Regions from separate parts of the Homo sapiens genome. Here region 1 is linked to region 2. Evidence: read pairs that join two places in POLR2A ChIA-PET (ENCODE). Cell type or tissue: Panc1. All regions are shown on one strand. Each heading gives the region's core, and the rest is flanking DNA. Links, peaks and the distances in the headings are about the cores only.

Evidence for each region. ChIA-PET counts read pairs that join two places held together with the same protein. Peaks named below come from ENCODE experiments on the same cell type or tissue, not always from the same donor. Only the 100,000 strongest peaks of a DNase experiment are listed, where the experiment ranks them.
Region 1: POLR2A ChIA-PET joins it to region 2 with 11 read pairs; 8 of 35 experiments call an interaction of 5 or more read pairs at or near these places.

What each region holds. Positions count from the first base shown.
Region 1 is chr20:50,039,694-50,042,597 of GRCh38, reverse strand. TRERNA1 (translation regulatory long non-coding RNA 1) reads left to right here and starts at 969. Exons shown (of 2, transcript NR_051976.1): 1 at 969-1,221; 2 at 1,549-1,891. RefSeq lists an enhancer at 1,004-1,203. In Panc1, for the core only: no CTCF peak of the experiment used is centred there; no DNase peak of the experiment used is centred there.
Region 2 is chr20:49,959,602-49,962,505 of GRCh38, reverse strand. No RefSeq gene overlaps it. Among named protein-coding and RNA genes, the nearest start is that of SNAI1, 22 kb to the left of the region's middle. In Panc1, for the core only: no CTCF peak of the experiment used is centred there; no DNase peak of the experiment used is centred there.

The DNA of each region.
Region 1 (2,904 bases), core at 263-2,762, 80 kb before region 2:
GGGGGCTGCTGTTGGAGCTGTTGTTGTTAGAGACCGGTTACTTAATCCCTCTGGGCCTCTGTTTCCACATCTGTGAAATGGGGACAGTAATAGTCCCCTCCACAGAGGGCCCCACTGAGGATTCCAAGAGTTATCTGCTGTAACGTACTTACAATGCACCTGGTATTTTTCTTCTTTTCCTTTTCTTCCTTGGCACAATCTTGGCTCACTGCAGCCTCTGCCTCCCAGGTTCAAGCAATTCTCCTGCCTCAGCCTCCTGAGCAGCTAGGATTACAGGCATGTGCCACCACACCAGGTTAATTTTCGTGCTGTTTTTTGTTTTATTTTGTTTTGTTTTCAGACGGAGTTTTGCTCTTGTCGCTCAGAGCGATGGCACGATCTCAGCTCACTGCAGCCTCCGCCTCCTAGGTTCAAGCGATTCTCCGGCCTCAGCCTCCCTCGTAGCTGGGATTACAGGCATGCGCCACCACACCCAGCTAATTTTGTATTTTTAGTAGAGATGGGGGTTTCTCCATGTTGGCCAGGCTGGTCTCGAACTCCCGACCTTAGGTAATCCTCCCTCCTCGGCCTCCCAAAGTGCTGGGATTACAGGTGTGAGCCATTGCGCCCAGCCTAATTTTTGTATTTTTAGTAGAGACGGGGTTTCACCATGTTGGCCAGGCTGGTCTTAAACTCCTGGGCTCAAGTGATCTGCCTGCCTCGGCTTTTCAAAATGCTGGAATTATAAGCACACACCACCTTGCCGGCCGCACCTGGTGTTTTTCTTTTGCTATTGTTCCAGCACCCAGAACGGTGCCTGGCACACAGTAGGTGCTTAATATATCTTAGCTGTTGTTATCATCATCATCATCATGATCATCAAGGCACTGACTTTCCGCTTCCCAGCTGTGTGAGGTCTTGCTCAATTTCACTTCCTCCTTCGTAAAGTGGAAATAACGATAGTACCTGCCCCTAGAGCTGGTGAGGACCCGTTCCTGCCTCCCACAGACACCTATTAAGTGCCTCCAGTTTTAGGAACTGGGTATAGATATGGCTGGGAACAAAATGGAAGAAAACAAAAACAAAAATCCCTGCCCTCATGGTGCTGACTCTCCTGTGGCAGAGACGGAGAAGATGAACAGGGATTTTATACCAGGCGTCAGAAGGGAACCAGTGCTAAAGAAAATGAAAACACCAGGCCGGGAGAGGCAGCTGGCATGCGGGCCGTGGTGGTTTTACGTGGTGAGGCGGTATCTCAGTGAGTGACAGGGAGGCGTTGGGAGGTGACAGGCCTACTCCGCCTTGGCTGGTTGGGCCTGTGGGCTGTGGGAGGGCTCAGGCTTTGTGAGTGGGGTGGGAACCCTGGAGGGCTCTGAGCAGAGGGACAGGGTCTGTCTGACTTAGCTTCTGTGGCCAAAAGGGGACCGAAGGGGACTGAATGGGAGGCAGGGAGCCCAGGAGGCCACCGCAACAGTCCGGGCGTGAGAGGGTGGGGCCAGGCTGAGTGGGTAACAGGGAGGGGAGACTTGGCCGAGTCCTGGGTCTGTTTTCATCCTCAAATCTTCTCAGGCCGATTTGAGAGAGTGAGACCCCTGGGGTCTTGGAGCCAGGCCTGGGAAAAGCTACTTCACGTCAGGCCAGGGGCTGTAGCCCTGGCAACCTCCACTCCGCCTGGAAATCCTCCACCTCGGGGCCTCTCTTTGCCCAGACCTGGCCCAGGAGGAGCACATGGGAGCCGGGACCTTCCCAACAATCCTTGCCGTTGGCTCCACAAACCTCAGCCAGTCCTGCAACCTGGGATGCCTTTTCCACCAGGATGCCTGCTACTGTCACTGTTGTCATTAGATAATTAATGAACTATAATTAGAAATCATATCAATAAAATTTCACAGTCTAAGGCTGTTGAAATAGGTACCATCATTATCCTCATTTTAGAGCTAAGGACAGTTTTGGGCGGTAGGGGAGGTGCGGGTGTCACTGCCTGAGGTCACACCGTAGCAGGACTGGGATTCAAACCCCCAGACCTCCGGTTCCAGAGGCCAAGCTTTTGTCAAAGACATGCAGTGAAACAGGCTTCTCAGAGGTTCCAGCCAGTCTTCATTGCAAAACAAGAGGGAAAACCGAAGCCAGGACAGGCTCGGGGACCTGGCCCTGCCCCTGCCCCTGCCCCCAGTGCCTAGAGACCCCAAAGCAGCCTCTGCTGAGAGGCCCTTCCCAGGATCTCCCACAGGCCAGGGCTCTGGGCCCTGCAGGAAGTGGCCAGGGCTGGGACAGGCCTGCTGCTTTGATCAGCTTTACGAGCCAGGGCTGTTTACGGAGTCTCAGGCCCCCAGCCCCCTGCCACCCGGGGCTGTGTCTTGTCACCAGCACTTGGGATATTAGCAGTCCCAGGAGAGTCTGCTGGCCAGACGGGTCTTGGCCCCATTTCCTCCAGCCTGGCCCGCACCTTGCCTCTTAGCCTCAGCCTCCGGGGACAGGGAGGGGCAGGGGTAGGCTGAGAGGGTCCCCTCGGGCCAGATACCTCCTGGGCTGGGGTGCTCCCCGCACTTCCTCTGCAAGTGCAAATGCAAGCTCAGTCCTACCACAGGCCTTTGCCTGAAGCCTGCAGCCCACCCCCAGGTCTCCCCACCTGCTCCTCTTTTCTGCTTCTCCTCCTCGGGGCTTCAGGTCCCTCCTCAGAGAGCCCTCCTTGACCACACTGTGGAGTCACCCTCCAGCACAACTTCAATTTAATTCCTGGTGCCCGCATCACTGTCTGGAATTCTCTTGCTCATTCTTTATCCTTTGGATGTTCTGTCTTCTTCCCCAGTAAGGGAAACTTGTCTGTCCCACTCACTTTTGTGTCCCCAGCACCTAGCATGGTTCTGGCACACAGTAGGAGCTCAATAAGAGTGTGTTTTTGTTTTGGTTTTGAGACAGGTGCTC
Region 2 (2,904 bases), core at 205-2,704:
TGGGAGGCCGAGGGGGGCAGATCACCTGAGGTCAGGAGTTCGAGACTAGCCTGACCAACATGGTGAAACCCTGTCTCTACTAAAAATCATGGTGGTGTGCGCCTGTAATCCCAGCTACTCAGGAGGCTGAGGCAGGAGAATGGCTTGAACCAGGGAGGCAGAGGTTGCAGTGAGCCGAGATCACGCAACTGCACTCTAGCCTGGGCGACACAGCAAGACTCTGTCTCAACAACAACAATAACAAAAATTAGGTGGGCGTGGCAGTGTGCCTGTAGTCCAAGCTACTCGGGAGGCTGAGACACGGAGAATTGCTTGAACCTGGGAGGCGGAGGTTGCAGTGAGCCGAGATCGCGACACTGCACCCCAGCCTGGGTGACAGAGCGAGACTCTGTCTCAGAGAAAAAAAAAAAAAAAAAGAAGAAGAAAACCTGGGCCAGGGGCAGGGGCTCACGCCTGTAATCCCAGCACTTTGGGAGGCCGAGGCAGGCGGATCACGAGGTCAGGAGATTGAGACCATCCTGGCTAACACAGTGAAACCCGGTCTCTACTAAAAAATAGAAAAAATTAGCCGGGCGTGGTGGTGGGCACCTGTAGTCCCAGCTACTCGGGAGGCTGAAGCAGGAGAATGGCGTGAACCTGGGAGGTGGAGCTTGCAGTGAGCTGAGATCGTGCCACTGCACTCCAGCCTGGGCGACGGAGCGAGACTCCGTCTCAAAAAAAAAAAAGAAAAGAAAAAAGAAAACCTAGTTGTTTTAACATAGGGGATATGAATTTTTTAGTTTTCTATCAGTGTATTTTTAATCTATCTTTAGAAAGACGTAGAAATAATTCCCTTCTAATTATAGCCAACTTGATGACACACAAAATGCCTTTCATAAGTTCTCCCTTCATGAACACCATCATGACTTATTCAGACCATTGATGATGTGCTTTGACTCTGTGCCCTGTCTTATACTTCCTCTTCATTAAATACCAATCATTTTACTTTAGAACATAAATTTACCAGAGACTCTTTCCCATACAAAATTATTCTTTTCAACTTTCCTTTTAAAAAATATATCTTCATAACCATAACTTCCTTCATATCTCTGTCTCTCAGTTATTGGTTTTCTTACTATCTTGTTTCTATTTCCTTCATAAGTCCATATTTTCTTTTTTTTTTCTTTTCTGTTTTTGAGACAGAGTCTCGCTCTGTCGCCCAGGCTGGAGTGCATTAGCGCAATCTCGGCTCACTGCAAGCTCCTCCTCCTAGGTTCAAGTGATTCTCCTGCCTCAGCTTTCCATGTAGCTGGGACTATAGGCACGTGCCACCACGCCCAGCTAATTTTTGTATTTTTAGTAAAGATGGGGTTTCATCATGCTGGCCAGGCTGGTCTCAAACTCCTGACCTCAGGTGATCTGCCCGCCTCAGCCTCCCAAAGTGCTGGGATTACAGGCGTGAGCCACCGCGCCCAGCCAGCCCATATTTTCAAAAAACTTACATAATCTCCAAATTAAACAAAATTATTCTTTTATTTTCAATAAAGAACACATTTTTTGGCCAGGTGTGGTGGCTCACGCCTGTAATTCCAGCACTTTGGGAGGCCGAGGTGGGCGGATCACGAGGTCAGGAGATTGAGACCATCTTGGCTAACACAGTGAAACCCCGTCTCTACTAAAAATACAAAAAAATTAGCCAGGCATGGTGGCGGGCACCTGTAGTCCCACCTACTCGGGAGGCTGAGGCAGGAGAATGGCGTGAACCCGGGAGACAGAGCTTGCAGTGAGCAGAGACTGCACCACTGCACTCCAGCCTGGGAGAAAGACTGAGATTCCGTCAAAAAAAAAAAAAAAAAAAAAAAGCGCACACTTTTGGCCAGGCATGTGGCTCACGCCTGTAATCCCAGCACTTTGGGAGCCTGAGGAGGGCGGATCACTTGAGGCCAGGAGTTCAAGACCAGCTTGGGCAACATAGCAAGTCCCTGCTTCTACAAAAAAAAAAAAAAAAAAAAAAATTAGGTGGGTGTGGTGGCACGTCTATAGTCCCAGCTACTTGGGAGGCTGAGGCAGGAGGATCACTTGAGCCCAGGAGTTCAAGGCTGCAGTGAGCTATGATTGTGCCATTATATTCCAGTCTAGGGGATAGAGTGAGACCCTGTCTCTAAAACAAAACAAAACAAAAAAGCCTCTACCAAAAAGAGGGAGGCTCAACCTGAGAGAAGACTCACCAGGGCAGAAAAGGGGAGCCATGGAAGCAGTGCGCTCAAAGGGCTCTAGTGAATACTGTACACCAGTTCCAAGAATCACCGATTTCTTCCAGTACTAATCTTTTTCAGGTCCCATTTCTGACACCATATATGTCAACCTAAATAACAGAGAGAGGCTCCCTAGAAGAAAAAGATATTTAGTCGGGAATAGAGCATTACCATGGGAATACATTTGTCATAGCAAACTACTGCATATTCAGGGAGGTAAAGGAAGACAAAAGCTTTTGTTTTGTTTTTTGAAACAAGTTCCCCCTGTCGCCCAGGCTGCAGTGCGGTGGCACAATCATAGCTCCGTGAAGCCTTGAACTCCTGGGCTCAAGTGATCTTCTCGCCTCAGCCTCCTGAGTAGCTGGGACTGCAGGCACGTGCCACCACACCTGGATAGACAAAGGTTGGTTCTTTTTGATGATCAAGTATCAACCAAGCTATGGAACAGACAAAGTTGTTTAAAGGACAAAATGAGGGTTACTTTTTAAAAATTGTTATTTTTTTTTATCTTTGAGATAGGGTCCCGTTGTGTCATCCAGGTTGGAGTGCAGTGGTACAATCTTGGCTTATTGCAGCCTTGACCTCCTGGGCTCAAGCAATCCTCCTGCCTCAGCCTCCTGAATAGCTGGGACCAGAGGCGGGTGCCACCACACCCAGCTAATTTTTTTTT